Linked DNA regions of Mus musculus: region 1 is linked to region 2. The links are chromatin loops, found by intact Hi-C in ENCODE. Cell type or tissue: heart. All regions are shown on one strand. Links, peaks and the distances in the headings refer to the core of each region. The heading gives the core; the rest is flanking DNA.

Region 1 (11,055 bases), core at 2,084-10,083, 85 kb before region 2:
CTTGGCCTAAGTAGGCAGGTGGCTCTTTTCAAGGCCGATTTGTAGCCTGTCTAGTGACAGACAATCCCAGTCTCTGGGATAGGCTGATTTTTTTGATGCTGTGAGTATCACTGGGTCTAGCCTAATAGAAGCATGAACATGAAGCATGTTTGTATGGTGAACGCCAGACAAGACTTGGACTCAATCAAGAATTCGCAAAGGACTCCTGGGAAGATACTCAGTATACTTTCCCACCTCCTCAAATGAAAGCCAACTGGCAAGTGTGACGTTTTGCAGGCTCTCTTTGAAGAGTGGAAGCCATGTTCCTTAGCCATCCGCAGGCCAAAAGCCACTCAGAAGGGTGAGTTGAGGAAAGCCTTGATGGGCCTTGCCTTCATTTTGTGACTATGAGACATCTCTGAACTTAAACCTCATATAGGTACGCACGTTCTTAGTTAGGGTTTTATTGCTGCAAAGAAATGCCATGACCACAGCAACTCTTATAAGGAAAACATTTCATTGGGGCTGGCTTACAGGTTCAGTCCATTATCCTTATGGTGGCAATGCAGATAGGCATGGTGCTGAAGAAGGAGCTAAGAGTTCTACACCTTGATCTTAAGGCAGCAGAAGGAGACTGTGTGCCACTCTGGGCATGGCTTGAGCATAAGAGATCTCAAAGCCTGCCTCCATAGTATCACACTTCCTCCAGTAGGCCTCCATTCCTAATAGTGCCACTCCCTCTGGGCCTATCGACCAATTACATTCAACCCCCCACAAAAGTATTTGTGTTCTTTCTCCACAAATGTGTGTCCCCTTCCTTGCTCCCTCTAGACACATTCCTGGAGATAAGAACATACATATAAAGACCCTAGGTTAAACATGGTTTTGAAAATACTTGAAAAATGATGGAGAGAAGACAAAGGGATGTTTAAATACAGGTGCTGTGTCAGAAGCTGTGCTAAGCCATTTGCAGATGCTATTGGATACTTTCCTTAAAGGGATTCTGGAGGGCAGATACTATATGTCGAACTTTAAAAAAAAATCTAGCTATGCAATTAGTGAGATGGTTTATCTGGTAAAGGCACTTGGTGTGCAAATCTGGAGACCTGAGTTTGATTCTTGGAACTCATAGAAAGCTAAGTGTGGGGGCTGGAGAGATAGCTCCGCAGTTAAGAGCACTGACTACTTTTCAGAGAAGCTAGTTTGGTTCTCAACACGCATGCAGCATCTCAAGATCAGTTTGAGGAGTTCTGACACTCTTGGTCTGTCTCCCCGGGCAGCAGGCAAGCATGTGGTGCACAGACACACGCGGAAGCAAAACACTCCCATACATATACATAAAATAAAATTTAAAAAAAATCTAAAAGCTGGATGTGGTGACTCACGTCTGTAATCCCAGCTCTCCTACAGCAAGATGGAAAGCAGAGACACTGTGCCCTAGAGCATACAATTATTTTGTTGGTCGTTTGCAAGGGTCTAGCTCTGGCACTAAAATACAATCGGCTGTCCTTCCGTTACACCCATCCTGCTCCAGGACCCCTGCAGCTTACACAGATGGAACTCTGAACTTGTGAGATAATTAAAATCCCACTCTCCCTCCCTCCAGCTGCCAACAACCACCTACAGATCTGGCCATCTTAGTTCCTCATAAGAATGGATTCATGATATGCATCTTACTTCACTTATATCATGTCATCAAGCTCCTTCCATGGTGGAATATGTGAACCTACTTTTTAAAAGTTTAATAACATTCCGTAGTAGAGAACTGCCATGACCATTCATCTGTTAGCAGGCACTTAATGTGGTCTACCTCTGGATGTGGGAATGGTTCTAGGAATGAGTGTGCACAGGTTATCTCCTCGAGCTCCTGTTTGTTTGTTTGTTTGTTTGTTTTCCCTTCAGATGTATGCTCAGAAGCAGAGTTGCTGGATCATGTTGTAACTCTATTGTCAATTTCAGCTTCTGTATTGTTTGCTATAGCAGTGCTATCATTTTGTCCAATCCCATTTTAGAGATGCTAAAACTGAGGCCCAGAGGCTAAACAGCAGGTGCAAGGATGTACAAATTAGGAAGTGGCAGCACTGTGGTTCGAGAATCCAGTTCTGGCACTAAGATGGCTGAACAACAGTTCCCAGTGTTGGGGCTCAGCCAGGACATGGGCACCCCACAGCACCTTTAATAAGCAGATAGATTCCCATGTCTCTGGGTCTAGAGAAAGAGAACCATGACAGTATCATCCAAGGGGTCAGGGGTGTGGCTCAGTTGGTAGAGTGCTTGCTTAGCATGCATGAAATCCTGGGTTCAGTTTCCAGCACAGCATAACCTGAGCTTGGTGGCTTATGCCTACCTCTATCAGCTTGGGAGGCAGAAGCAGGGGGGTTCGTGAGTTTAATGGCATCTTGGCTTTACAGCAAGTTTGAGGTCATCTTAGACTACATGAGACCCCATCTCTAAAAAAGAAGGAAATATCTCCCAAGAAACAGATGAACCAATCCTAAGTGTTCCTGGTGGGTGCCAGGTTTGAAAGCCACTCTTTACTGTTGTGATAACGACCATCAGTTTTGTCTTTGTTACCCATTTTCTTGTCCCAATCAACCTATGCCAGATCACTGGGCACTTAAAGGGGTCTGTAAGCTGTGGGAATGTAGGGTTACTAAGGAATTCTTTAAACAGAGCACAGAGCCTGGTCTCCGGCAATTGCTGGCTTTCAAAGGGCAGCACATTGAGTATTCTAATCAACGAAGCATCAGCCAGGCGCCTGCCCAGACCTCACTTAGATTCCTGACTAACACTCATTAAGCCTCTCAAGCCAATGCGTTCCTAAGTGTGCACAGAGGCAGGATGCTGGCATTTTAATCTCATTAGGGAGTTGGAGCTCTAAGAGGCAGTGGCGAGAGCAGCCCTTTGCCCTGTGGGACAAGGTTCTTCACACTCAGAGAATAGCTGTATGCCACTATGCCATGGCCAGCCCATCCCCTCCCGATCCCCACCATTCTCTAGGCCTGCAGCAAACTCTGGGAAAACAGCTTGATGACTTCTAAGGCAACAGCTGCTAACAGCTGGATAACAGGTAACCAAGCTGCCTATATCCAGAGCAGACCTGAATTACCCATCTTAGCCTGACATATTCAGCTGGCACCAGGCCACAGCACCACTCCCTGAATCCAACTGTCTGAGACCCCATCCTCCATCAATACCATTGATAAAAGCCAGACCAAGCTTTGGGACCTTCGGAAAGAGGCAGCCACAAGCAATAATCCCAGCATAAGCCCTTCATTGTTGGAAGAGGAAGGCACAGGAGAAACAGAGAAGTGCATATCTGTTGTCAAAGGTGGACAGCTGAAAAGACTTGAAAAATGATTTTATATGCTAAAAGATGGGGGAATGTGCAAACACACAGCTATGGCCATCTACCTCCCTACAAGAGAAATAGCTGGAGCTTTCTCTGAAAATACACACACACACACACACACACACACACACACACACACACACACTACTCTGCTTAAGATAAATGAAGAAGCAAATATAAAGTGGATTTATCCATCTACCCACCCACCCACCCACCCGTCATCCATCTACTCATCTGTGAATCCATCCACCCATACAAACATACATATACCTGTCTATTTAAACACTGACTTGGCACCTATTGTATGCGTGAATCAAACTGGAAGAAAAAACAATAATCTAGATTGGAGGTTTCTAACTGAGAGACACACTGGTACTGGCGTGATTTGGGAATCTGTACACTATTTCTCTAAACACTGTCTATATATGTCACTGCCTTGTACAATGTACTCGGGAGCTATTATGATCTGCACACATTCACTCCAATCATCTCTAGATTTATAACAGCTTTCTGTCCTGTATTTCCTGAAGCAGTGAAAGGAAAGGAAATAGAAGCTAGGAGACTGTGGATCTGCATTGGCAAACAAAAGTATAAAGTCATACACTGTGGATTCATGATGACACCAGCCACAGTCAACAAATGTGCTGTGGGTTGGGCATCCATCTAGAGTTACATGCCATCCCAAGAAAAAATCTATGAGATGGCCATTACTATCATCTCATTATACTGATAATCACCTGGAGCCAGGGAGAACTCATATAGCTTGATCCATGTTGCACACTAGCAGGGTCAGAGCTGGGATTTAAGTTCAGGAAGCAGGGCTCCCAAGTTAGAATTTTTTAGTTATCCTTGTCAAGGTAGAAGAGATTGTAGCATCTAAAATATACATTTTAAAGATGGAGACAGTCTTTGAGAGCCCATGTGATCTACCCAGTAAATTCTTAAGGGAGTTGGGGGTGAGAGTTTAGCCTCCCTGTCTTCCATTCCAGTTCCATTATTGTTTAAAATAAGCCCAACCTCATTCCAAAGTGAAAGTCAAAATGTCATGTTCTGGGAACACAGGGGAGACTAGAGACTGTAAAGGTCTACATGAGATGCATAGAGCCTGGCCTCTTTCCCCGGGTGCTCTAGGATTTCCTTGGAAGAAATTCCTGACATTTGAGAAGGAAGACCCAGCCTGTGTGGACAGGATTGGGGACTTGGTACTTCAGGTCATGGAGAACTTCATTTTAGCCATGAGGACACTTTGTGGGGCAGCAGGCTCATCCCTGGTGCTGCACAGATGTGGTGCTTTCTAATGAGCAACACACGCTTGCACTGTCAGGAAACCTCAGGAATGAGGGCCTGTGCTTATGACCAAGTGGTGTCAATTAAAACCCAATGGCCTATCTTTGGCACATGCAGCTACAGTGGGCTCAAAGGTTGTCTGAGGAGATGCTGGGTTGGAACACGGGCCCCTGGGAGGTAGAAGGTAGCCATGCAGAGACTGGAGTGTGTAAACTCTCATGGACTCTGGATCTGTTAGACGCTGGTGTGTCCAGCATGGGTAAGTTTCTGGGCTAACTGGGACCACATCCCGCATCTACAAATGAGGGTAGTACCTTGCTCGTTTTGGCTGAACGTGTATATGTCAGGCACTTGGCATCATTTTGTTCTGGGGGAGGGGGAGGCTATAAGAATAGATTGAAGTTGTCTAAATCTTTTATCACAGGAGAACCAATTTTGTTCTTATGTTAGGAGAGAGAAAGTGTGGGTTGCTGACCAGGCTAAGAGCTTGGGTGTTCAGTATTTTCCCTATTTTAAGTGGGCCTATGGTTTCCTCTAGAGAATTGTTTGACTAGGTGCTCTCTAACTTCCTTTGTTAAGCAATTAAGAAAAATATAGGAAATGAGGAAGGGGAGAAGGCAGGAAGGAAGAAACAAAAGAGAGAGGAAGGCAGAGGGTGGGGGCTGAGCTAGGAGGTGGGGTGGGTAAGTTACACTCTTGCAGTGGTCGCTGGGAGGAGATTCACATTGCTGAGGACGTTAGAAGATGAACAGGCTCCTACTCTCATGAGCTTATAATTCAGATACAACAAAATCAGAGGCCAAACAGAGAAGTGAGAGATTTGATAGCGACTGGAAGAGGGAATGTGTGCCCGAGGGTGCACAAAGAAGCAGTTCAGATTTAGTTCAGTGATTGGGGAGGGCAGATTGGAAGATTTAGTTCAGTGATTGGGGAGGGTAGATTGGACGACAAGGAAGACAGCTGCTTGGAGTTTCCTGGTGACATTACACACACACACACACACACACACACACACACACACAGAGAGAGAGAGAGAGAGAGAGAGAGAGAGAGAGAGAGAGAGAGAGATGACGGGATGCATGGCACACTGTAGATGGCATCACAGCCCTCTGATTAATAGGGTATGGAATCTTGCTGTCAAGGAGATCTCTACAGCTCTGCCTGTGTACCGTGCATGAGGCAGGAGGTGTGAAGAAAAAACAAGACGTCCTATCCTCGTAGGTCAGATTCAGTATGACCATCCTGGGCCTTTGATTCATTGTTTACACTACAATCCACCTTCCCAGGGACACAGGGGCATGAAGGGCTGTTTCCTTCGAGCCTTGTGAGAAGTACTAAGGGCAGGAGCGCTCTGAGAGGGCTACAGTCATCTACAGACAGGAGCTTGTCTGGGAAGCCAACGGCTGCTTGCAGAAAATTAATAATAGATGCATTGAAGTCCCTGGGACCACGCTCCTTGGCAGCTGCTTCAGCTCTGAAAACCAGGAGTGGAACCTAAGCCTGACTTGGAACAGTCCTGCCTATTGTCACGGAAGGAAGAGCACCCAACCCTTCCTGACGCTGATGAGAAAAGTGGATTTGCAGGTCATTTACTCCATTACTCCAAGTAGGAGATTCTTTGGACTACCAGGAGTTGTTGGAAAGGGCACCCTGGAAGGTTTTCGTGCAACTACAATATTTGCTTCATGCTAGAGCCTTCTAGGAAACAAGTGAACATACTTCATCCCAGGGGGTACTGAGCTGGCCACTGCCTTTGCAAGTGTGGTACCTGGACAACTTGTCTAAGGAACTGGAAAGGAGAAACAGCACCGAATTCACACTCAGATGGTCTGGCTCCAGCATGCATGTTCTAAAACCAGTTTCCTTTATTATTTGTTCAGAGACAGAGTCTTCCAATGTAGTCCAGGCTGGCATTAAACTTCCTGACGCCCTGCCTGAGCCTCTGGAAGGCTGGGATTCCAGACATAGATCACCGCGCCTGGATTAACTATTTTCCTGCATCTTGCCTTTTCCCAAGTAGCTGGAAGAGAGGAGGCAGGTGAGGAAGTACGGGGGCCCTGCATTAGGTTCCCTGAGAAACTCTACAATGCCAATGCTTCTGCTGAGAGCTTTAAGTTCTTCTCCGCAAGGCAACGCACTAGCCATCACTCCATTGACAATTTTATGAGTGGTCAGGGTGGGCTGGACCTTATATAATATCCACATTTCCCTCCTCAGAGAAACCCTGTTCTCTTATTTTAAGAAGCCTCTGGCCCATCTCACGATTGGGCTTCTCTAGCTGAGGAACAGACTTCGATGACCTCACAGGAAATATGGAGATGTTAGGACAATTTTAGGATATTAGAAAATTTTGTCTCCAAACCATTAACATCCCCACTGCAGGTTTTCTTAGTATCTTTAGCGTGCTAGCAGTGTGCACACCTCCCCAAATGGATTCAATCCATGGTGCATCTCAGATCATTCAACACCCTCTACATGCACACGTCACACGTACATGCACACACACACACACGCACACACACACACAGACACACACACACACACACACACACACACACACACACACAGATGAAAGACTATCCTGCAGGACTGATGTATCCTAGAAACAGTTTAGGATAGTTGTTCTAGAATATTAATGACATCAAATTGTGTCTGTTTTTGAGTATTGGGTCCCTGGCAGGGCTGTGATGCTGGGAAATCTCTTACTCATCTTTCTACCTCTGGCCTTCAGCCAGACCTACACCAGCACAGGCCTTTAAAGATGGCCTAAGCCAGTGAGTGCTGTAGAACATAATTTCAAACCTGTACCAACATTCCTAGCAGCATCTGCCTGCATCTTTTATCCTGTCTCCTAGGTGACAGGCGTTTCCTGCCTTACAAGTCTCTGGTGAGGTTTTCCTCATCACCCAGGAAGGTTCCATCAGTACGTGGCTCTGCCCACTCCATTTCTTCTGCCTCTTCTCCCTGCGTGGGACTGCAGGCAGCTTCCTAATACGACAATGGTGATTCTCCAGCAACCTTATGCAGGCACATTCCTTATCCTTGGTTTTTAGCTTCAGCTCAATATCTCTGAGACCCTCTCTGGCCCCCTTTATATCAGCCTGGGGATTCTATACTGTACCTTACCCTTGTATTTATGCAGGTTGACACATGCCCAGAGTAAAGAGCTCTCAGGTAGCTTGTATTGAGTGATCCTGGTTAGCGGGGTTGGCAAGTGGTTAATGAACCCTTTTTGGGAGGGTCCCAGAACCTTTGCACAAACTCATCCTTAACCAGAAAGCCCAATGGTTTTGTAAGCTCAGAGTAGGGTTCCTGTTGCCCAAAATTCTTGAACAAAACCACAAACTAGTTGGAAGTGTGCTTTATTGGATCTCAGTAGTCCTATTTGTTTCCTTCTGTTTTCCAGCTTCTACAGCATGACTGCATGGCTTTGGCACCAAGGCTGTTCTACACAAATGGAAAACTGATAGAGTACAGGGGTGAACAGACTCAGACAGAGGAGGCAGGAAGGAGGCGAGAGAGATCCTGGGGAGCCCGAGCCAGGCTGGGATGGGAAAATGCCCCCTCAAAACTACCCCTGCCATCTTGAACATCCTCCCTTGAGAAAGGTGCCAGACTGAACAGCCTACCCATCTGGCCTCACCATGCCACCCAGGCCCATCTGGTGAAAACTGGCTACATACTCCCCATTCACAGAGATTGGAAACCTAGAGCCCGTCACCTCGCTCTGTGTTACCCTAGCTCTTAATTCTTTTTTGGGTATCAAGTTCTTCACCTAAAAGTGGAAGCTTACATTAATTACGTGGATGGTTCTCACTCATGGCCTGTTACTCACAGTAAGAAAGACATCTGACACCCGAACCCTGCAGACATACATCGGCAGAGGCACCAGGCTGCCCCATTACTGAACAATGCCAACCTTTATGACCCACCATGAGTCCTCCATTATTGTCACATGCATGCTTTTATTAAAGTGTGATCTAAGTACAGTGGAGGGAACCCATCTGAACTCAGCAGCTTGATGCAGTTTCAAAAAGTGAGAACACCCATGGGAGCCAGGTCCAGTGATGCAGGCAGGCACCCCAAAACAGATCCTCCAGAACAACATCAGTACTTTGGAAGCCTTTCCCATTCTCTCCCCAACCCCAGCTCCTCCCCTAAGGGTAATCACTCCCTAGACTGCTAAGGTATTTGTCTTGCCTGCTTTTGTACTTTATAAAGGGGGGTTATAAAGCCCTGTGCCTGGCCTCTGTCTTTCAGTTTTACGGTTTCCAGGGTCATCAGCACTGCTGAATGTTCTGCCCCACTGTGGGAAGAGACTGACTGCATCTGTCCATTCAAGGCTGGGCGTGGCATGTGTTTGGCACACCTGTGTGCGGCTTGTGATTTTTGTATTACACGCACCCATATGAACACTTCATGGGTACACGCCACAGAGTGGACACACTTGCACTCCTAGGTTCTGAATGGTTGGTAACTGAAGAGTGTTTCGAAGTCAGCACACTAATTCAACCCAACCAGTGTGAGTATATTCCAGTGGCTTTACATGGTCATAGATGCTGGGCAAACTCCACCTCTTCCATTCAAGCCTTTCTCATGGAAGTGTGGAAGTGGTAGCAGTTATCTCATGGTGGTTCTCATGTATCAATTTCTCAAGAATAGTGATGTGTCCATGGCTTTGGGGGCTGTTTTTCTACTCTCTTTTTGGAAGCATCTAAGTCTTTTGCCCATTTTTAAGTGAGCTATTTGTCCTTTGGTTATTGATTTTTATGGAGAGCTGATTCTTTCCTACTGCATATATTTTGGATAAGTAGTCTTTGTTGAAGAGTCAAGCATCAGGGTGAGGTGAGTTTGTAATCCCAGTGTTTGGAAGGGGAGGCTAAGACAAGAGAACCACAATTTCCAGGCAAGCCTGGATGAAAAAGAGAACCTATTTCAACAAAACAAAACAAAACAATCAAATACATACACCTTCTCTGTAGGCTAATGGGTCATTCTAATTAGTTTTAATAAACGATGGCCTTGAATCATCAAATTCATTTCATAACTTGAAATGGATCACCACCCACAATTTGGAAATGGCTTCAAGTTGGTTGTCTGGCTTCCACAGGGCTGGAGCTCCCCTAAAGGGCCCACTGGCTCTACAGCAGTCAGAGCATTTCTGTGTCTGCAGCCAGTAACTGTCTGGAGAGCAAAGGCCAGGATATTAGTTTTATTTAGTTAAAACCAACTGACAAATCTATTTTCTATCTTAAATGACAACAACATCCAAATCTCCGGAGATTCTAATTCTGCCAGCCCCTTAGCCCAGGCTAAGGGAAAAGACTTTGGGAATGAACAAATTGTGGAATAACTTAGTAATGATAGATGATATGTTTTCCTGATATGGCTCTTTACCCAGAGATATAGCAGGCCCTCAGATAGTGCCAAGGATGTAAGACACTTCCAGAAGTCCTTTATATTCTGCAGGGAAGAACAACACTCCTTTAGCTCTGCCAACAGTGGCCACCGGATCCAGGCTTCCCCACAGCTAGAGTACTTGAGTGTTGTTCCACTCAACTTCCCCCTCCCCCAACCCTTCAGAGCAGCGTTCTCCACAGACTCAAAGCTTCAGCAAGCAGGGACAGGACTCTTGTCAAACAAGGTGATCCTATTTAGCCCAAGATAATGGAGCTAGTCAGTTGACAGAACTGGCAATAGCGCCAGATTGACTGATTTCATGGCCCAGGTTATACATCTTGGTGGGAACCAGACACTGTGTGGAGGCTGGTCATGCTAAAACGACTGGAGATTCTCATACATACAAACCCCTGTGCACACATACAGATGCACATGTATAAGCACTTGCACATGCTAGGCGTGCCCATAAGTGTATACATGCTGCTGATTTTCTTTCTCAAAAATCTATGGTCTGTACTCAAATAGTATAATACACACCCAGCTGGATCTTACCTTGTGCTGCTTTGAAAACACCAAGAGTCTCTAATGCATGTATAATTCAAAGCACAAAGTGTGGGGCATTTATTTTACAGTTTACAACTCTCCTTGCCACTCATCAGCTCATCTGATGTTCCCTATAGCCTTCTAAACATACACAAATACATGATGCATCACATGGCCCCTGACCTGATAGTCTAGGGCCCTCATTCCAGGGACATGAGTTCTTGCTGTCCAGGACTAGAGCTTTGACCCTGGGTATAGGGTAGGAGAGTTTGTACAGCTCTGGAACCCATATTCATTTGTCCTTTTCAGCTGCGTGTTTCTGTAGCAATCAATCTATCCTTATGAGGCTCTGAGTTTTAACTTCATGGACCTTCTTGGCTTGGAGTTACGTTTGTGTGAGAGTTTATCAAGTATGAACATTTCTCTTTTATGTCTAATGAACATTCTGTATCTTCTTGTTCCTTTTTTTTTTTAAAAATTAAAGTTGCCTCTGC
Region 2 (11,055 bases), core at 2,053-10,052:
TAAATTAACCCTTTCCTCCCCTAAGTTGCTTTGGTTATGGTGTTTTATCACAGCAATACTAACCCTAACTAGGATGCTTCATAGCAGCAAGAAAGCAGGAACTAATGCATTCACTATTGGACACCGTTTAGGATGTTCTTTGAGGTTAGAAGATCAGGAGGGGTGTCTGACTCTTACATATGCTCTTATGTGTCTTAATGTTACTACAGGAGTATGTCAGAACCCTTGCTCAGGCCACTGGCTAATATCCCTCACATAATAATGACTCACAGCAATGGTATGCACATGGTCATGGCAGCATATGGCCCTGGTGTCCTTGTCCTTGTGGATGCCACCAAACCCTCACAGTCTGCCATACAGAGTCTTGAATTTTTCGACACTTTTCTCTAGCCTTGCTATCAAGTTCCCACATCTTTCAGACCTTCACTCTTATGCTGTTACTCTTTTCTTCACCAAGCAATGCATCCTCTTGCTGACTGCCTGGATTGAGCCCCCATTGAGAGTCATAGGATAGCACAAAACCCCTCATTTTGAGAGCAGAACTTAATCCCTGTTTCTCTGTGCTGCATGGAGGGTGCTTCTCTAAGACTGAGACTCTGACTGCCACCCCAAGGCTCCAGTGTGTGGACCACAATGGTTATTAATTTTTTTGGCCTTCCCTGCTGCAAGCTTCCTGATTTTGGTCTGCTGTGTTTACTGGGATGTTGGGGGTTGGTCTGGTGCTGCTTGAATTTCTATGCTAAATTCTGTACTCCAGGATCTGGTTATGCCAAGAGGAGCAAATTCTCACCTACGCCTTTGTTATGCAAACCTTACTCCTCAATTTAAAACCATTGGTTAAAAAAATGGCTATAATTAATTACTGGGTAGAATAGAATGAGGTAGAGTTTGAATTACCAGCCTGGGGTTCACAAGTAGAGACCATAAGGGGATGGAGAAAGGAGGGAGCTAGGGAGGGAGGGAGGGAAGGGGAAAGAGAAAGAGAAAGAGAAAGAGAAAGAGAAAGAGAAAGAGAAAGAGAGAGAGGAAGGGGAAGAGAGAGAGAGAGAGAGAGAGAGAGAGAGAGAGAGAGAGAGAGAACAAGAACACAAAGGAGAAGATGGATAAATAAGAGGTCTCTATTAGTCATGATGGGCCAGCAGCATGTGCCCAAGTAAAATTCTCGTCCAGGTCACCAGACTGCTGGAGCAGAAATAACGTAGGAAAATTCTAACAGCAAGTATTTGGGGAGCACAATTGGGGAATTAGCCAGTCTAGCATTAGAAAGTTAGATTAGGGGTCATCCCACAATAATTGCACAGAGCTTAATAAATAAATCACAGTTTGAGTCTCATCCATTTGAAGCTAGACGGGGTTAAGAATAATTCATATTATTTTACACTGGGACATTAGATAGCAAATAATTCTTAGTATCTGCTGAATGAATGCATGAGCGCCTGATGCATTTCCCACATTTTTTAAGAGTGGTCTGGGCTTGCCTGTTTCCTCTGCTGGATAATGAAGTTCTGGAAAAGAACAGATCCTGTTTAGCAAAAGAAGTTGATTGCAAAGCTGCCAGTTAAATCACTTCTTGCAGATTTTCCACAGCATGCTGGATATCACCAGTTGCTCTTTCCTCCCTTCCTTCCTTCTTTCTTTATTTCTTTTTTCTTTTTTTCTTTCTTTCTTTTTTTGGACATCACCTTGCTCTCCCTGCAGGAGCACCCAGGTGAGACTGTCACCAGACATTTAATCTAGCAACTTCTAGCGGTTGGGAGATCATTTTCCTTCTAGAGCTGAGTTTAGGACCAAAACACTGCTTACTTCCATGTCCAGATAGTAGGAACTTGTTAGGCAAAACAAACATCAGTTCTGACATCAGAGGGGGAAGGTCTGGCCTTTGCCTGACTGGTAGGGAACAGAGCCAAGCCCTTGAGCCTCATTTTCCACACCAGATACTGTAGGAAGATAACCCTCCACTCCTGTGCCAGAGGGCTGCTGAGAAGACCTGGGGATCCAAGCACAACAGCATATGTTTCATAGGGAAGCCCAACCAAAGCGGAAAGGACTTTTGGTCCTCATCAGCAACGCAATGACCCTCCATTCATGTTTTCTGATCCTGTGACATTTGATTAAGGAAAACAGTACTCAGGAGGTGGAGAGAGGGGGAGCTCCATCAAGATCAAGTAGAGCTGTTAACACAAGTGGCTGGCCTTTTAACTAAGAGCAACACGCGTGCGTGCAGGAGCCAGTGGGTCGATGACATAAGGAACAAAGTGTTTGCCTTTGGAAACACTTCTGTGGCCCTTTTCAACCTGCTCGGCTCACCCAGCTTGCTGGGGCAGGAAGAGTGTGTGCTGCCTGAGGAGACTCACTTCCAACATTCAGTGTAGATTGTGCGGCACTGATGATACAACTTAATATGAATGGAAATTAACTGTACTCCGTAATTCTGTGCAACAGAGAATAAAGAAAATAAGTAAAAAGGACATCGGATTGAAAAACTTGCACCTGTAGGATGTAACGTAGATTAAGGTTAATACCCACTCAGCAAAGGTTCAATGTGAGGGAAATAAATAAATTGGGCAGGAGGCCAACTACACAACTAGTATGTTGAGTGGATAAACATGTGGGGAAATGCTCAGCTTTTCTACTAACCAAATAAATGAAAATCAGGGCAAAGCAAAATAGCACCATATCTAAAGTAGTCATCTTACTTCCAAATTTGAACTCAACTTCAAATGGCTGCAGATTCATAGATAGAAAAGTCACAATCTATTTGGAGGCAGCTAGTTAAAAAGCATACTTATTGGGCACCTTCTGTATACTTGCCTTATCAGATATAGTGAATGCATGAATAGGACCCCAAAGAGAAGCTGGAGAGAGACCCTGATGTGGCATGTGAGAAGATAGGACCAGGCCGTAAGCTGGAGTAGACTCTTCAGATGAAGAACCCCTTGCAAATGACAGATGACTCCCACCCTGAGCCCGAGCTCCAAATACAAGGCCACCATCTGCCTTCAGAAAGGACAGCTGGAGGGCTTTTCCCATTTCCTCTAGCTGACTGGAAGATCAGGAGGTGACAGCTGGCCTGTTGATGATCTACAAGTTCCTGGCTCTCAGCAGCCACAGGAGACAGAGGTGGCTCATGTGCATCCCATATGACCGTCTCTTCACACACAGACTGACCCAGCTCCAGAGAAGAGTGCCAGCATTCCAGACACACAGTGTTGGCCACAGTGAGAGTCTAAAGATGGATTTCTCTGAGTGAGATTCAGCTCTCCTGTGAGTAGCAGTTCTTGGGAGAATAAAATTGTTGATCAGATGAAAGTTAGTCAGCCAGAAAGGAGGCTTGATCGGTTGATCTGCTTGGAGGGTAGAACCTGAAGAGCAGATTTCAGGAGCTTGGATAAGACCAGGGAACCAGAAAGGGAAAGATCTCTGCCCTGGGTGTTCCCTCCCATAGTCTACAGGGCTACTCTAGGCCTGTAGAAAAGGGCACTTCTTGGTTTGGTCTCTGTTCTTGCAGTATGAAACTGGTGGGGTTCCCAACCAAATATTGGTAGCTGCCCAAAGATATAGTGCTAGGCAAAACTCTGTAAGTGCACAGTGCCCTAGATGTCAAACCATCTCCCCGAGAAGAGGCTGCCAGGAAGAATGGGGCCTGTTCATTGGCTGCCCTTCACCTGTAGCCTTTTGTGGTGATCTAGCTCTCCAACATGGAGACCGGACTTCTTAATGAATTTTGTATCCATCTCAAATCAGTCATGAACTCTACCTCGTAGTAAATCTTCACACCCTGTAATTATGTCTTGGGTGAATGGAAGGTTGAATGACTGGCTGAATGGATACAATGAAATGTTTACAAAGTTCACCCTCAACTGTATCACAGGAAGCAATAAAAATGACCCAAGAGAGACTTGTGTCAAAGGATAGATGACAGCAGAGGAAGGGGCTTGGGGCAGTGATGGCAGTCCTTGGTGTCAACCTGACTACATCTGGAATTAACTAAAACCCGAGCAGCCAAGCAGCTGGGCACACCTGTGAGGAACTGTTTTCATAATTAAATCATTTGAAGTGGGAAGAGCCACTCTTACTCCAGATCTTTTGAGGTGGGAAGATCCACCTTTAATCTGGGCCATCCCTTCTGGTGATGGACTATGTAAAGGACACAGAAGAAGGATGCTTTTGCTCTTTGCCTGCTTGTCCTTACTCTGGCTGGCAAAATCATTCCTTTGCTGGACGGAGAGCCTACCTCTTCAGGATTCCAGCCCCCGAGAATATACTGACTGAGGACCAGTTGAGACATCCCACCTTGTGGATTGAACAACTACTGGATTCTTGGATTTTCCATTGGTAGACAGCCACTCTTGGACTAGCTGGACCACAGCCTGTAAACCACTCTAATAAATTCCCTTCAAAGACAGACAGACAGACACACACACACACACACACACACACACACTTTATCACTTCTGTTCCTCTAAAGAACCCTGACTAATACAGAAGGGTTATAGTCACACTAGAACATGGACTTGTCAGAACCTGTAAGTGATGGTATAAAAGGCTGAGAGATTGGACAAGGAGGCAGTCTCTTCATTTTAGACAGTGCAGAAACTACTGTTGCTTGGCAAGGCATAGACCCAATTGTGCCACTTCATATTAATGGCAGTATGACTGAAGAAAGGAGGTTGTGAACTGGGCTTTGTCAGAAAGGAAGCAAGCCTGCCAGCTGTGCCCAGGACATTTTCTTACCCCATTTCCAGCTTTCAGTTCCTTGACCATCAAAGCTAGGCTGACCTGAGCAGAGAAAATGGAAGTTCCTTCTGTCTCATCTAGGCCCTGAGGCCGTCTAGTGAGTAGGACAGAAGAAGCTCTGGTCCTTGAACTCCCCTCCTGTATGACGTCACCAGGGAGCATCTGCTTCACTTCTGTAATGAAGTCCCAACTTAGGCTGCTCAGTGTAGTGCAAAGAACACACTGGAGTCAGACAGGCCTGGGTTCAATCCAAGGTCTGCAGTTCATTAACAAGCAAGCATACTGGGGTGAGATCCTTCTCCTTTCTTCTGTCTCTTCATCTGTTAATGAGGGCAATCATAGTCACTTTCCAGGGCAAATGTCAACTTAAGCAAGTTCGTGCAGGCCTGGAAGTCTCTCTCTCTCCTTAGATGTTCCTACAAAACATCTAGTTCATCATTTAAGCAATATGGAGAAAATTGCTATAAAAATGTCTTCCATGGACTTATAGGTTATTTCCTGTGTGCTTGATGCCCTCAAAAAGAGAGGAGGAGGAGGAGGAAGAGGAGGAGAAGGAGGAAGAAGAGGAGAAGGAGGAGGATGCGGGCTATGAAGAGACTTGGATGCCTCTCGGGACTTGAAGGGAGGCATCCAATGCTATCCATACTCATTCCCTAGTTGGTGTGCACACATGCCCAAGCATCATGGCTGTCCTTCTGGCCAAGTTTTATTTCTACACTAGTTTGCATCAGGCCCGTGTACTTCGATACACAGTATAGTATTCAGATTGAGTGGGGGAACACGTGGTGGAAGCCCGAGAGTGTCCCCTCTCTAGGTTGCAGAGTATACCTTGCCTGGGTGTTCTCGGAGACTCCTTTCTGCTTTCTCATTTGAACAGTTAATGGGTTTCACCCTCTTAAGTGACACCTGCTGGAAATGTAATTGTGCACATAATTGCTGTGTGGGAATGGAGGCTTGCTTATTTCCCAAAGCTTGTGCTTCCCTTAGGAAACAGTGGGCCTGCTTCCTGCCTCCCTGCTGGCGGAGCATGTGGTTGGCTCTCCCTGATCTCTTCTGGGCAGCTGGCCAGGAGGACTGGCTAGGCAAGATAGCAGCACTCGATGTAACTTTGAGATTTCTAGAGATAAGATTGGGGAGATAACTCACTGGATAAAGCACCTCCTGCACAAGCGTGGGGACCTGAGTTTGGATCCCCAGCAGTCATATAAAACCTGGATACCGCACACACGTCTGCTACCCCGTTGCTGGGAGCGGTGATGGAGACAGGCTGGATCCTGGGGCTCATTAACTAGCCAGCCTAGCCAAATTGATGAGTTCCAGGTGCAGTGAGAGATGCTGGAAAATCAGCTGGAGAGCAATAGAGGAAGGCACCTGACATTGATCCCTGGCCTACACACTCAACGAATGTGCACCCACAGGAGAAGGAATACACACACAAATATGTATACACAAACACACAGCACATTTACACATACTTATAGAAGGCTCATTGAAGTCATGGGCTTATCACAATATCAAGAGGAGACTGGAAGCTCTAGACAATGTTCCCCACAATCATTCTTGCTAAACACCTGAGGCCAAAGTGTCCCTCCTATAAAGGACAATGTGAATAACATGAAGTATGAGGAGCTGAAGACAGTCAGGTTCCTGCTGTGGTTCTCTCCGTTCTTGTTACCTGACTTGAGGTGGGGACCTGTGGTGATGAAGCTGGAAGCCTAGATCAGTGACCGTGACATTGCCCATGGCTATGACTGACCCAGGGGAGCTCAGGTCAGCAAAGTATGGAAGGGCAAAGAAAACAGAACAGAGCCCTGGGAGTGGAGGCTGGAGAAAGCAGTCTTAATGGCAGCCTCTACACAGATACAGATGCATAAACATGTAAATATAAATGAATATGCAAATGTGCAAATACATATTAGAATGGTATGTTAAATAATCCGCTTGTGGATCTTTGGAAATGACCTTTCCCTCTGGCCAATTACCTCCTTCCAGACTATTCCCCACACTTTCATTTAGCTTGCAGAGATCTGTCTAAATTTCAAGATAAGAATGAAAACTTCTTATAAGGATGAGTCAGGTTGTGATGTCACATACATGTAGCCCCAGCACTTAGGAGAAAGAGGCAAAAAGGACCTTGACTTCAAGACCACTCTGCACTAACAGTGAGGTTCAGGCTAGCCTGGGATATAACGGGAGACTTTGTTTCTTCCTCCCCATCCCCAGAGAAAAATCCCAAAGCTGAACTTGATTACCTGTTCACATTACTGCCATGATCCCCAATGTCCCCAGGTCCACACCCATCTCTGTATGTCACTGAACACTGGGGAGGAGGCTGCTGCTGTTGTTCTAAGCCAAGAGGCAATCTTCAGAGAGTGTCTGCAGTTCTCTTTGGGGTAACTTGCCCTTGTGAGAAGAATGCTTGGGGTTCCTGGTATCCAGATCCCTGGTTGCTACTCTAGGAGTATGAATCAGGGCTATGGTACTCCCACAACCCTTCTATCACCTGAGAACATGGCAGAGTAAAGGCTGTAGCAACAAACTCTTGTACAGCTGGGTGCTGGAGCTACAAGCAAGGGGAAATTCACATGGTAATCTCAGAACATCTTCAACAGCTTTGTGGAGCTGTCTGCCCTCCACCAAGTGTCCTAAGTACATCTCCACTCTAGCTGTTGTCCAGCTCTTCCCTTCATGCGTTCGACAGTGATGCCTCTGTAACATAAGTCACTCTTAAATGGACTCGTCCTCCTTCTTGCATCTTTGATGTTTCTGTTTACTCTGCTCATGCTGTGAGTTCCTCCCTGACTACTAGCACTCAGATGTTATTTTGTGTCCCCTTCACTGTATTCCTGTCCAACAGCAGGTCAGTCCTGGAATGAAACTTCAATAGGACTTGGCCATTGAACTCTCATCTCATGACCACATTTGTAGTAGACATTACTTACTCTTTTTACATCCACCTCAACTTCCTGTGTATTCCAAACAGTCTGGACATGGGAAACTACAGATTCCTCCCACCAGATAGCTCAGGATAGATGCTGTCATTATAGCTGGATATTGCTCTCAGGGACCTTCCCTCCAGCACACTGGTAGAGATAACCACTCATCTGAAACTTCACGGTTTGGGTTCTCCAATTTAAATGTCAAAGACTTAGGGCAAGAGGGATATTGTGCCATGCGGGGGGCTTCCTGTCCTGTGGTAGCCAATCTTCGGCCCTGCCATTCCTTGAAAGTGGTCAAGTTAAAACAAGCAAAATAAAACAAGACAACCCACAAAGAGCCAACCAACGAGATGGTTCAGTAGGCAGGGACATTTGCTGCCAAGTCTGATCACCTGAGTTTGATTCCCAGGATATACAAGACAGATGGAGAGAGGTGACGCCTACAAGTTTTTCTCTGGTCTCCAAATGCATACCATGGCACAAGTGCCCCCTCCCACATACATACATACATTCGTACATACATAGTTAAAGAAATACGTTAACAAATAAAAACATTTTAAGTGTTTTTATTTTAAGAAAATGTGTAAGTTCCCCAATAGTCTCCTTTAAATCCTTTTCTGTTTAAACTAGCCAGAACGAGATTAAATCATGTCTTCCCTTCCCACAGACGACATATGAGCGGAGATTCTTACATCTTTGTTTTCCCTATACCCAAAATATAACCTTGTGCCTTAAAGCCCTCCTGAGACTGGATGGAGATGCAGAGCCAAGCATCCCTGTAGGTGCCTCCACCCTGCTGGGAGGTGCAGCTGCTGCTCTGCTAAGGACTCAGAAATCAGATCACCTGGCGTACTAACATTGTGGATAATGTAAACATTAATTTTGATGGGGCGGGCTGAGAGGATTTCTTATCAGAATTGTGAAAAGACTGTTGTATGAACAAATTAAAATGTGTTTTGTCGGTGCAGAGGCTTTTTTTTTTTTTTTGCTTCCTGCTTGGCTGGCTCTCTGCTGTGTTCCAAATAGCTGAGGGACATCCAGATAATCAAAGCTCGCTCACCATACATACTGTTAGCAACTCCTTTCAGACCCTTCCTGTCCAGATGTACAAAGAGAATAGCAAAAGGAAATAAATCCAACACTTCCCAGCTACACCCGCTACACCGCCAAGTCTCTGCAGTTCTGAATCATCAAACCTTGCATTTCTCATTAACTGCCCCTCATATGCAGCATTTTCAATTAAGTTGGGAACACTGCTACACTAATTATGTTATGATATTAGTCCCTGCAGATTAATATGCAGCTAACAGTTTAGGAGTGTCATCTGGATTGGATTGTTCAACCTACTTGCAAGCAAATACTTCCTAGAAAGCTGTCCCTGGCCTGGAACTGGATATGAATGCCTGATTTTATGAATTGATTTGACCGATCTACTAGATGTCTAGCTAAGTGGTTCTGGGGATGAAGGCAAAGGTGTTTTGTGGAGGAGACTCTGTAGACTGAGTCAAGATGGAGCACTTGGTATGAGTGGGCATTGGCCAGTCCTTGAGGGTCTGAATAGAGGGGAAGCAAGGAGCTTAAGCTGGGAGAACCATCTTTTTGGCTGCTGGCCACTAATCTCTTCTGGGATGTGCATGCTGTGAGTTCATAGGCCTTTGGGCTTGGCTGGTGTCAACACTACTGGTTTCTCTGTGCCTGCTGGCAGCTGGTGAGACTTTTCACTTCCATTAATTACACGAGTAATCTCTTTATACTTCTCTTCCTTTAATCTACTAGCCTCTTGGTTCTGAGTCTCTGCAGAGCCCTGTCTAATGCAGACCTGAAGAGTTAGGAGCTGTCCGGTGGTCTGTGGGGGTTCTAGCCTTCTGTCTGTCTGTGTGGCAGCTATACCTCCATCAGGACCTGATCCCACTGAGTCATAAGGTCGTGTTTTGTGTTTCTTGTGCAATCCACACAACCTTGTGCTCATAGGAAGTGCTCAGTTAACACTTCCTCAGCAGACCTGCCTTGAAATGTCCCACTGAAAAGCTACAGCAGAATGTCTTTCAATGTCTGCTTTCCATAAAAAGAAAAAAGAAAGAAAGAAAAATATATGGCTCTGTTCCATGAAAAACACAACCAGAGAAGGGGAAGGAAATCATATTTGCTGTTGCAAGTTCTAAATCAGACACTTTCAAAATACACAGGCTCATTTCATGTAACCAAGTATCATTTGAGGGAGATGCTGTCATGCACAGATGTAGATAGACCTGGGTGCAGTGACTTTCACCCTTGTGCTTTCCGGCACATCTGGCACCAATTAATTTTGCTGTAAGGGTGCATAGGAAGGACTCAGACATCTCAGAGTCTCTGTGTTCAAGACAGACAAAGGAAGCAAATGTCATTTGATAGTATCAAATGCAATAACTTGCAAGTGACATCCACTTAGCAGGTACTGTTCCTGGGTCCCTTTCTAAGTGCTTTGCGTCCCTTCTGAGCTAAGCATCCTTATCTCAATTCCCAAGAATGCAGAAACTGAGCCTCAGTGTTCCTGAGGAATAAAGAGAATGGACTAGGCTCTGGGCTAAGGTATCCTATTGACTATGACTAAGTCTCTTCATGGCTCTCAATTTCTGACTTTGTAAATGTAAGAGTTTGTGATTAGTGCAGGGAGCATGTGAGCAGTGAAAATGCTATCATAGGACAATTGTCAAAGGCAGGTCAGATACAAGGCTGTATCCAGATGCAGAAAGCCATGGTAGCCAAGTTTTCTGAGAGCAGACTGCTCAGTTCCATTCCTGTCTCTGCCATGGTAGACTTTGGCTGAGGCACACTCTGGACTATCTTTGTACAGTTTCTCCATCTTTAAGATGGAGGTAAGAGTAAAGTACATCTCATGGGGTTGCTTTGAGGACCAAATGGGCCATATTGCACAGATAACCAAGAAATAAGCATGGGGTTTTGGGATGCTCAACACTTCCCTGTTATGGATGTCATCCAAATGTTGCAAGTCACTTAAAAGTCAAGAGAGAGAAGTCTAATAAGACTTCAGAATAGTTGTCGGCAGCATGGCTGATAGACCAATCCACCTAAGACAGCCATGCCAGAAAGCTCCCAGCACTGCCATTTTGTGATAACTGTTTCCTGGACTGGATTTCTATGGGAACTCAGATTCAGAGAGAATACGTCATGCACCCAGGGTTACATACAGGACTAGAAAGGGGCAGAGGGAAACTTGTCCCCACACAAGCGAGAGTCGGTACTGGGCTTCTCTCATCTGTTGTTGAGTTCTCTAAACCTGGAGCTTTTTCAAAGTAATCCCATTGTGTGTGTGTGTGTGTGTGTGTGTGTGTGTGTGTGTGTGAGAGAGAGAGAGAGAGAGAGAGAGAGAGAGAGACAG

What was found. Hi-C counts contacts between places; a loop is a spot of excess contacts. Peaks named below come from ENCODE experiments on the same cell type or tissue, not always from the same donor. Only the 100,000 strongest peaks of a DNase experiment are listed, where the experiment ranks them.
Region 1: it touches region 2 in a loop (3-fold over the local background); 2 of 42 quality-filtered maps call a loop at or near these places.

What each region holds. Positions count from the first base shown.
Region 1 is chr7:96,497,478-96,508,532 of GRCm38, reverse strand. All of the region lies in intron 4 of Tenm4 (teneurin transmembrane protein 4), which reads right to left. Among named protein-coding and RNA genes, the nearest start is that of Gm15412, 160 kb to the right of the region's middle. In heart, for the core only: no CTCF peak of the experiment used is centred there; no DNase peak of the experiment used is centred there; H3K27me3 peaks cover 2,565 bases.
Region 2 is chr7:96,412,272-96,423,326 of GRCm38, reverse strand. All of the region lies in intron 2 of Tenm4 (teneurin transmembrane protein 4), which reads right to left. Among named protein-coding and RNA genes, the nearest start is that of Gm15412, 76 kb to the right of the region's middle. In heart, for the core only: no CTCF peak of the experiment used is centred there; a DNase peak (open chromatin) is centred at 5,776; H3K27ac peaks cover 277 bases; H3K27me3 peaks cover 5,551 bases.